Regions from separate parts of the Homo sapiens genome. Here region 1 is linked to region 2. Evidence: chromatin loops called from intact Hi-C (ENCODE). Cell type or tissue: heart left ventricle. All regions are shown on one strand. Links, peaks and the distances in the headings refer to the core of each region. The heading gives the core; the rest is flanking DNA. Region 1 overlaps DPH6-DT (DPH6 divergent transcript). Region 2 overlaps DPH6-DT (DPH6 divergent transcript).

What was found. Peaks named below come from ENCODE experiments on the same cell type or tissue, not always from the same donor. Only the 100,000 strongest peaks of a DNase experiment are listed, where the experiment ranks them.
Region 1: a loop joins it to region 2, with 5 times the contacts of the local background. A loop is called at or near these places in 8 of 110 quality-filtered maps.

Annotation. Positions count from the first base shown.
Region 1 is chr15:35,644,868-35,650,257 of GRCh38, reverse strand. All of the region lies in intron 1 of DPH6-DT (DPH6 divergent transcript), which reads right to left. Among named protein-coding and RNA genes, the nearest start is that of DPH6-DT, 100 kb to the right of the region's middle. In heart left ventricle, for the core only: no CTCF peak of the experiment used is centred there; no DNase peak of the experiment used is centred there.
Region 2 is chr15:35,694,585-35,699,974 of GRCh38, reverse strand. All of the region lies in intron 1 of DPH6-DT (DPH6 divergent transcript), which reads right to left. Among named protein-coding and RNA genes, the nearest start is that of DPH6-DT, 150 kb to the right of the region's middle. In heart left ventricle, for the core only: a CTCF peak has its summit at 2,344 (motif pointing left); no DNase peak of the experiment used is centred there; H3K27ac peaks cover 1,850 bases.

The sequences.
Region 1 (5,390 bases), core at 148-5,147, 50 kb after region 2:
TTGCATATTGTCTGTCTCTCCCACTAGTAAGGAGAAAACAACACTGTTCTGTCCATGCTAAATTGCTAATGACCTAGCTTAGCAACAAGCTTTTGGTAGACACATACTTACTCTTTTTAAAAAAAAAAAAAAAAAAAAAAAGCAAATGTTGACTCATTGAACAGTGTCTACGGCACTTTCCACCATTAGAATCTACCATCCTTAATCAAGATGAAGAGGAGGAAAGGGAAGATAAGAAGCCTCCAGCGCCACCTACTACAAAATAAAACTAGACCAAACATCAGAGAACAAAGTTTCATATTCTTAGTCTCTCCCTTGGGCATCCTTCAGGACTTTCAACTCTCTTCTGAAGAAACCTCATGCTAAACAATTATGGAGACCTGTATGGGGTCCATTTAAGGCCGCCCCTTCTAACTCCCAGAACTACGCTACTGCTGTCTCTGGTGTTTCATAGACATCAGCTTGATATACTTTGAACATGGCTAAGAACCAAAACTGGGCCTGCTGGTGGATTTCTCACGGCCCCAGGCTAAACATCTTTAGTTATCTGACAATCAATATGCACGAATGTAATTATTTGTTTTCCAGGAGTTAGATGAACAAGATCATTCTAAATTCTCATGTTATTAATACATGGTAATGAAAGTGAAATATTAATGACTTAGTCAAGTGTATTAAGAATTTGAAGTGCTGTGCAAACTGAAAACTTGCATCTTAGAGGGGGGAAAAAGCACAAATGCACCAGATGGCTTGGTGACAGCCATTTTATTTAGTGCAGTCTCAGCAGATATGTTTGATAGCCGTCAGGAAAGGCCATCAACTATGCAAGGGAGGGTGCTGTACCTGATTGTCTGAGAGGGCTGTGCCCAAAGAAATCAAATGGATGGAGTCGAGCCGTGCTTCTTTGTGTCTCAAGTGTGCTTGGCCCTGAATGAGATATTAGGGCATCTCAAGCTATCGGTGAACTCAGTGGCAAAGTCTGCTGCTTCCCCCGCCCCTCCCCTGCACTGAGCTGTCATATCAATGCCTGGCTTTAGAGTAACAATCGTTATACCTCTTAAAATGTGATAGAGTTGAAAGAGCCCCAGACTAAGAGTCAGCAGAACTGAGCTCCAGCCAGCCTGACCACAGAGGAGATGAGGGGCGCTGAGCAAGCAATATCATACCTTTGGGGTGAAGTTTCCTCACCTGTAACCTAAAGACAATAAAATCCACCTCTCTGTCTCACTGAGGTTGCTGAAAAAGTTAAAACAAATAACATTTTGTAGTAAATCGACTATGCAAATAGCAGAGGATGAAATTGTTTTGAGGCTGGATTTGCTTTCTCACCTCTGATACATTTTTGTGTCTGGTTTATTCATACTTATACAAGAAGTATATCTCTCAATAATAAATTCCTCTTGTAGTCAATTTTTACTCAAAGATTTTCTGTCTTTAATTTTCTGGATGATCTATGTATATACTAGGACATTATAAATGCCTATATAGACATTATATATGCCTATTCTGTTATGTCACTGTACTATCCTTAATTATTCTGCCTGATAATATCAAGATTAATTAAGAGCACAAAGGCAAAGACAGGAGGTTTCTGTCTAAATCTACATAGATTTAGAAACCTCCTCTCATTTTTACCTTCTTAAAATGAAACCAGTTAATTTATGTATTCATATATTCCCCAGTCTGGTGCCATAGCTGGATATTCAGCCACAATTTCCAACCTCCACCCAGGATCTGGAATCCCGGTTTACCCTAGAGCAAACAAAAAGAATTGGCCCATGTCACATGACAGACTATGGAAGGCAATAATAATTAGGATAATAATAAACCAAGTATAAGTAAGGGAAGCATTCTCCCTATTGAAAAAGTAGAGATTATTTTTCTATCAATTCTATGGAGAAGATTCCCTTAGAGCCAGGAAATATCAGCCAGACGGGAGTTTCCCAATGAGCTTTGACTGAGAAGCTGAAACTCCTGTTCATTCTTCAATGGACAGTTCAGAGAGTAACTACTGAGGTGTTTAAAGGACTTACAGAATTTTCTTATTAGCCCACACCTATCTCCTGATCTTAATAAATCACAGAAGTCAGTTTACTCATAAGGGAACCTGAAATGTAGAAACTCTGCTGGCTCAATAGACATTTACATTTGTTAAACCTTAATCTCTTTCTCATTGCTAAATTCTGTTTCTGACTCCAGATTTGTATCTTAAGATTCTTTTGGATTTTGTCACATGTTATTTCCTCTGGTTGTACCCTAATGATTTCTTCTTTTAGCTAACCCTAGTTTGTTAACTTATCCATTCAACAAATATCTGCTGAGAGCCTACTATAATCCTAGCACTGGCCTGGACACTGAGAAGGCTATACATGAATGCAAAGTCTCTACTCTCAAGGATCTGATAATTGAGTCAGAGTTCACATCATTCGAACATCTTTAATGATCTCATCAACATACACAAATAAAATCATTACTCTGTAATAATCATGATGGAATAAGCTATGCATCAGTAACAAATAAACCCCCAAATCTCAGAGCCTTGACACAGTGAAGCTGTATTTCTCACTCATGTCACAATCTGATGCAGGTATCTTGGCCTCTCTGTGCTGGCCTCTCCAAGTGAGGACCCCAGAGACTCAGGCTTCTTCCAGCTTAAAACTCTGTCAACCCAAAGCTTTTCATTTCCAGCCATATAGAGATTTAATGTCTCTCTTACTCTCTCCTGCCTCCACCCAAAGTGATGCAGTATTTCTGCTCATATTCTATTAGTGAGAATTAGTCACACCCCACCCAGATGCATGGGATCTGTGAAATATTGAGGAGTGCATGAATTTTTCTGGCATACTAATATTCTCTGACACAGTCTTCTAGGAAAAATAAGAACAAACCCCAGACTGTCATATCACTTCATATTTCACAATATATGTAAAATACTAATGTCCACCTGCAAACTAATTTCTAGCACAATATCTGATACATAGCAGGCACTCAATAAGTTTTTGTGGAATATAGCAAACAATAAATGATGTAGTGGGGCTAATGATTTATACAAATACCAACATATGTAGAAGTTAACAGTCACTTAAAATACAAGAAAGACACACACTATACCATTTCACATTGCCCTTAACTGGCAAGTTGTACAGATAATAGGTACTTAAGAGATGGGAGCAACCACCTTAGACTGCAAAGTAAAAATGTTTTTTTTTTTTTTATGGTGCTGGAAGTTGGCAGAGAAACAGTAAATATTTGAACACAGAGAAAGGTGATACATAGTAGAGAACTTTGCGATCAAAGACATATAAGCAGGTAAAGGCAAAGTGTATGTGAGAATCAGTAGGTCAAATGACTTGCTTAGATAAGAACACAGTTGTAAGAAAGTTATTATAAGAGAAATTTGGAGAAAAAGAGTCAATAATTTAAGCTTAAATGGTTATCTGCTCCATATAAAAATTTTGAACAGAGGAGTAACAACATAGAGGTTGCAGAGGTAATGTTGATTCCTATTGCTATTGTCAAGCCAGCCTGTTCTAGATGGTTAGGCTAAGTCCTGCATCAAAATAAAACAGGATAAGTACAAAGAAAGTGTAGTCTTGTACTAAACCAGTGTAAAATAACTGCCCAACATTATGGGAATTAAAAATCTATATGGACTAAGGGGTATAAACCATAAAATTGATATAGCAAATTTTGGCCACTTTTGAGAGTTATTTGTCTATGTCTATGAAGGATGAATAACTCAAAGGTGAAATAAAGATACAACTAAGTTGGGTGCATTAGTCAAACAGTATATATTGTCTAATTATTTAAGGAAATAATTTATATATCTGTATAATTTATGATTATGTTAAAAACATTTCTTTTTTAATTGTATTTAATTTTTTAAACTTTTATTTTAGGTTCGGGGTACATGAGCAGGTTTATTATATAGGTAAATTGCATGATATGGGGGTTTGGCATACAGATTATTTTGTCACCCAGGTAATAAGCATAGTACCTAATAGGTAGTTTTTCAGTTCTCATCCTTCTCCTACTTTCTGTCCTCAAGTAGGCCCGGTGTCTGTTCCCTTCTTTGTGTTCACGTGTATTCAATGTTTAGCTCCCACTTGTAAGCGAGAACATTCAGTATTTCATTTTTTGTTCCTGTATTTAGTTCACATAGGATAATGGCCTCCAGCTCCAACCATGTTGCTGCAAAGAACATAATCTTGTTTTTTTATGACTGTGTAGTATTCCATTATGTATATGTACCCCGTTTTCTTTATCAAGTCTACCATTGATGGGCATTTAGGTTGATTCCATGTCTTTGCTATTGTGAGTAGTGCTGCATTGAACATATGCATGCATGTGTCTTCGTGGTAGAATGACTTATATTCCTTTGGATATATGCTCAATAATGGGATTGTTGGGTCAAATAGTAATTTTGTTATAAATTCTTTGAGAAATTGCCTGACTGCTTTCCACAATGGCTGAACTACCAGCAGTGTGTAAGCATTCCATTTCCCAGCAAGCCCACCACTACCTGTTTTTATTTTTTTTCTCTCTTTTTATAATTAGTCAAGCTAGTGGTCTATCTTACCTATTCTTTCAAAACACCAACTCCTAGATTTGTTTATCTTTTGTATGGCTTTTCACCTCTCAATTTCCTTCAGTTCAACTCTTGTTTTGGTATTTCTTGTCTTCTACTGGCTTTGGGATTGGTTTGTTCTTGTTCTAGTTCCTCAAGGTGTGATGTTAGGTTGTTAATTTGAATATTTCTAACTTTTTGATGTGGGCGTTTAGCTCTATAAACTTCCCTTCTAAAACTGCTTTAGCTGTGTCCCAGAGATTCTGATACATTGTATCTTTGTTATCATTAGCTTCAAAGAATTTATTGATTTCTGCCTTACTTTTATTGTTTACACAAAAGTCACTCAGGTTGCTTAATTTCCACGTAATTTTATGGTTTTGAGTGATTTTCTTAGTATTGATTTCATTTTTATTGTTCTGTGGTCTGAGAGTGTGGTTGGTATGATTTTCATTTTTTGAATTTGCTTAGAATTATTCTGTGGCCAGTTGGGTGGTGGATTTGAGTGTGTGTCATGTGCATAGCAGAAAATGTGTATTTTGTTGTTTTTTAGTGGAGAGTTGCATATATGTCTGTTACGTCCATTTGGTCAAGAGTTCAGGTCCCAAATATCTTTTCAGTTTTCAGTTTTCTGCCTCAATGATTTGACTAATATTATTAATAAGGTGTTGAAGTCTCTCATTATTAATATGTGGTTATCTAAGTCTCTTTTAATGTCTCTAAGAACTTGTTTTATGGATTTGGGTACTCCTGTGTTGTGTATACATACACACACACATACATATATATAATAGTTAGATATTCTTGTTGACTTGAACTCTTT
Region 2 (5,390 bases), core at 153-5,152:
ACCCCAAATTCTTTCTTGTGCAAGATCCAAGAACCCTCTCTTGGGGTCTAGATCTAGAGCCCTTTCTGATAACAGTACCAGTACTGCTTGACTCCCTAGTAGGGCATCTCTCTCTCTTATGTGTATTATGTTCTTCCAACAGTTCTCTACCTCAAGATCTACTAATCAGCAATTATTGATACTAAAAAATATCTTTTTGGCGAATAGCGTTGTTTCTCCAACTTGTACACCAAACACAGCTGAAAGCTAACATTTTTAAGCCCTGGATCTACAATGAAGAGAAACCAATTCTCCAAACCAATTGTTACCAAAACCAATCAACCCTTAGAAATGCTGAAAAGGGCAGTTTTCTTCTGAACTCTGTAGGAAAATAGAACAAGAAATGCAAGTCAAGTTCCAGGGCTCCCAGTGAAATAATTCACCATAGAAAAGGCTCCTGACACCACAGGGAAAAGCACTTCTGCTAACACTTCAAAATGTCCCTTAACCATGCTCTTCTACTTTGTAATGATTGCATGTTTTCCCTTTGGGCCTACTAAAGTATTTAATTGCAATTACACTCATTTACATAGCAGATGAGGCTAATTGCTGGTATTAGTTACCAAATGTATGCTTGTATTGTGAGGGTGAAAAAAATGCCCTACAGAAAAGAAAACGACTGTGCCTCTAATTAAGGAGTTATGAAGTCAGAATGAGCTGGTTCCAAGATGTAAATATGAAATTGAGGGCTTTCAGAACTCTATAATGGTTTTTTATTACTCCATCTCACTTCCTTGATTACACACAATGTTTAGGGACTAAAGATAAATACAGTGCAATGTTCATAGTGCTGACCTGATTGCTAGGCATGTTCTCTCACATGTAGAGTGAAATAAACGCAGTTGTCTTGCAAACCCATGATAAATGGTGGGTTTTGAGTACCTGGTCTTCATTTACTTGGCTATTCAATTGCTAATTCTGGTTCCACTTATTGCAAAAGCAATGCTGGCATCCTGAAATACACACAATTTGGTATCCAAAGCTTGTTTTGTACATGCAGTGTAGAATAAACAAAGAAATCATAAAATGTACACGTTTTCGGGGGAGGGGGAAGACTAAAAGTTAGAAACCTCTAGGTTGTTTTGGTCTTCCTTGATTAATTTCTGTGTAGGTACCATAATGCCTAAAATATGGAATTCTGTGGTGACTTGCCTTGAGGAAGCTTCCAATTTCATTGGGGAGACAATTTATACACTTGAAGCCATCTCCGTATATATAGTTCCCTATACATTTCATGCATGGAAGAATTTAAGGCAGAATGGTAGCCAACAATAAAAGATGGCAATATTTAGTGTTAACTGTAACCAGTTCAGGGGGTCAGAGAGGCGAGCTGTCAGAAAGGACAAGAGGCCTTTGAGTAGGCATCATAAGAGAATGTTTGCTTAACAAAAATCTGCAGTGAACCAGTAGTCCAACTCTCACAGCACTCCAGCTGCCGAGACTAACAAACTCTGGTGTTTAAGAGTTTTTGTCTCCCATGATGATTTTTCACCTGCAAATTTTATTTTCCAGTTTCCCATTCCTTTTTCTTCTTTGTTCTGGATCCTCGCCACCACATCCTACACCTCCTCATAAATGAAATTATTTCATTAAAAAAAGAAAAAATAAACTTTTCAGGCTTTAAAATAGACTTGCTTAATTTTCTTTATACTGAATGCTTAGTATATGGTGTAGCGTTCAGTTACCTACACAGGTCACTTCATGAAATGAGTCTGGCTCTCAGCCAAGCTTCTGCCTCTCCCTTTTCTCTATGTTAAAAAAAAAAAAAAAGATGGGTGTTGGGGAAGAAAAAATAAGGGGAAGAAAAAGAGAAAGGATGAAGAAAATCCTCCTAGCCACCAAAAAAAAAAAAAAAATGCATTCCGTGGATACCACGGCCTCACCCTCCTTAGTAAGCATTCTTTTGAAACACAGGCCTTTGGTAAACTAATCCCAGGTGGTATGATGACAGGGTCAGCAGAGTGTTATTTTTTAAACTTGTGTGAAAATTTATTTTGAGTTTTATCTCATTCTCTGGGCACTCAGGCAGTGCAATCACTAAGCTCTGGTGCCAAATGTAAACAGGACATCCTTTCAGATATCGAGGTCCAGCTGGCGAGAACACACACCCTCTGCTTTTTGCCCTGTTCGGGAAACCAACCCCAGTCCTTTCACAGAGAGGTGCTGGAGCAGGGGAAACCTGCTCCTGCCTGTGGGATGTAAACAGAATCCTTAAAAACATCTTTTTTATCGCTATTGTTTGATGGGTTCCTTACCATCTCCTAATTCTTCTTACACCACAGCAACACCTGCAGGCTAAAAATTGTCACAAACTCCCCGTGGTTGTGATTTGTCACAAAGTTTTACATTTACTTGGGATAGGTTATATCTTAGACCATGGGATCAGAGACTGTTCGGGCTAGAAGGCATTTGAGAGCTCATCCAGCACAATTTTCTAATTTTGCAAATAATAATAGATGCTGAAGAGTGAAAAAGAGGCATATATAGCCTTTGAGTAGCCCAATCTTCAGATGAATTGCTGCCCCATATACTCTTGGAAGCAGGTGGGCTATAAAGTAAAAAAAAACATGAAGCCTAAGCTGAAAGAGCTATATGTATATGCATATTTTTATCATTTATCTGTATAACACAACACCAGAAAAAGTAAAGCTAGTATACTAGCAAGAGCTCAGTGAGGTACAAGTTTCAAGTAACGTAGAGGTTTATAGTTTAAGGGCATCAGTGAGAAACAACTAGTCAGGAAATGCCTTAGGGAGGAGGTGAAATTCCCATAGTGCGCCCTCTTCCACGCCGGCAAAGGGGAGGAAATAAATACTCGTGCCCAGGAGTTTAAGAGTGGCTGACTCCAATTCTTGTTGATACAAAATTTTATCAATTTTTATCTCTGCTGCCATTTTCATTTTTATTTTTAACTTGTCTTCTCGTTGTTTCCTACTCTGTTGCACCAACTCTGGGAGCCCCATTTCAAACTCTATAGGACTACTCTCAGATGTCTGCTCAACTCACTGACTCATCTCTCTGGAATTGCTCATAGGAGTAGCTCCCCAGCTGGCTGATATATCATTACCTCACTTCTCCACTCACCCTACCCAACTCCACTGCAAAGAGGTGATTAGATCAAGGATGAAAAGCTGATCCACTTTAAGGTCATCCACTTCTCCTAGGAATTTGAAATTCAATGATAAGAGAGTTCCATTAGTTTTTACATTCAGTTGGAAGTATGGGGCTGGGTGCAGTGGCTCACACCTCTAATCCTAGCACTTTGGGAGGCCAAGGCAGGAGGAAACTTATAGCTCAGGGGTTTGAGACGAGACCAGCCTGGGCAACATAGTAAGCCCTCACCTCTACAATCAAAAAATCCGCCAGACACGGTGGATAACTGTAGTCTCAGCTACTCGGGAGGCAGGGGCAGGAGGATCACTTGAACCCAGGAGTTTCAGGTTGCAGTGAGCTATGATTGCACCACTGCACTCCAGCCTGGGTAGTAGAGTGAGACTCTGTCTCAAAAAATAAAATAAAATAAAATAAATGGAAGTATATCAAGTGCCTCAGAGACCTGAATGCCAGCCATATGTACCAGAAGCAGAAAGAGTTAGAGAAAGAGTACTTTCTGGCTTTCCTGACTTTCCTAGGACTATTTCAATCTTTTCTAAGGGCTAGCTACACTCCTGCCCTCAGGTACCCATCAATATCTCTATATTCCTATAATAAATTCTCAATATTTACTTAAGTAGCTTGAGTTGTTTTCTGTTACTGAAAACCAAAGCTTTTCAATTAAAACTCACATCCTGGGCTTGAATATTTTCCCATTAATTCCATCTGGCCATCTGTCTAATTCTAGAACCACCCAAACCCAAGCATTAAGAGCAAGTTCAAACTAGTCCATTATTCTTTTCACCCCACAGATCTGTCAAAGGACTAGCAGGCCAAGTTCAAACCAGATTTAAGAACAGTTAACTAAAATCAGATTACTCTTAGCAGCTTTTCAAACATGCACTAATTGAATATAAAGAAGTAATCATCGGGGTCTCCAATACAGCCTAGCTCCTAGTGTATTGACTTATCAGAGCAATCTCACTTTAAATATAACTTGAAATAATATTGTTATTCCATGCCTTTACACTCTTACATTTGTATATTTAATACGGTAGTTTGCTTAAAAAATCAGTTAAACAATTATTGCTTATACAATAGTATGGTGCTATGATTTAAAATAAAACATTTACAAAAGAAGTTTGGCTTTATAATGAGATTCCTAAGTAAATCTGATTGGAGAATGGACTGGCTATGGTTAGAATTGATTTTGCTAATGTCATGTTCAGGTTTGAAAAGAGGAGCACATCTATTTGAAGACTGAAAATTTCCACTGGTCAGTCAACACACACTGTCCGTAGTCAGGTGAACATGTCAAGAATAACACTTTTAGAGACTTTGGTTCTTGCAAACAGATTATTTTCTGAAGAATCACTAATTTCCTGTTTCTTCAAGAAGGTCACAGAGACTCTGAAGCATCACATTCCCCCTCCCATACCTGGGTACCAGTCCTCCCATCAATCCTCCATCATTATCATAACACTGCCCAGGACCGAATCTAGGCTACATTGTGAAGCCGAGCTCTGTTTCAGTGTCCTCTCCAAAGGTAGGTTCTCAGAATCCCCATGCTACCTCTTCAGACCAGGAATCCTCCCTTTCATCCCCCCCATCTCCACCCTCAGCACTTTTTTCCTGGACAGTGCCCAGTGCTTTTGACTTCACCATTTTCCACCACCATTATTTATCTTTCCAAGTCCTTTTACCTTAGGACCTTGGTGTCTGCTGATAAAATGGTAAGTATTTAGACAGTTCTGATACATTAATTCACTACCTCCTTTGGCTAATTAGGTTTACATTTGAAGACAGCTTCTGGAGACAATGTTTATTAAATTTCAGAAGGCCCAGAGTATGTTTTAACCCTTTTTTGCATATCCTATAAAATGCAATGGGGTACAGATCTTGTAGTAGCTGCCAAATATAAATCTGGATTGAATTCCTGAAGATAATTAAATTAGATTAGTTATTCTAGGTTTTTCTCAATGTCTTTCACCTATCTCTCCTCTTCTTTCCCGCATATCCATATGGACATGCCAGATGAGGCTACATTAGTCAAACTATATGTGGCTCTAGGTAAAAATCATGTAATACATCTAGAATTTATTAGTTTCTTTCTGTATTATGGCCCTGTTGAAATCATCTGGACATACTGTATCTCAATTTCCTCCCCCGTTAAATGGGGTTACTATTGATCTATTATTCATAGAGTTTTTGGTAACATTCTGTTTTGTTAAAATACTTTGAGAGCCTTCTAGGAAAAC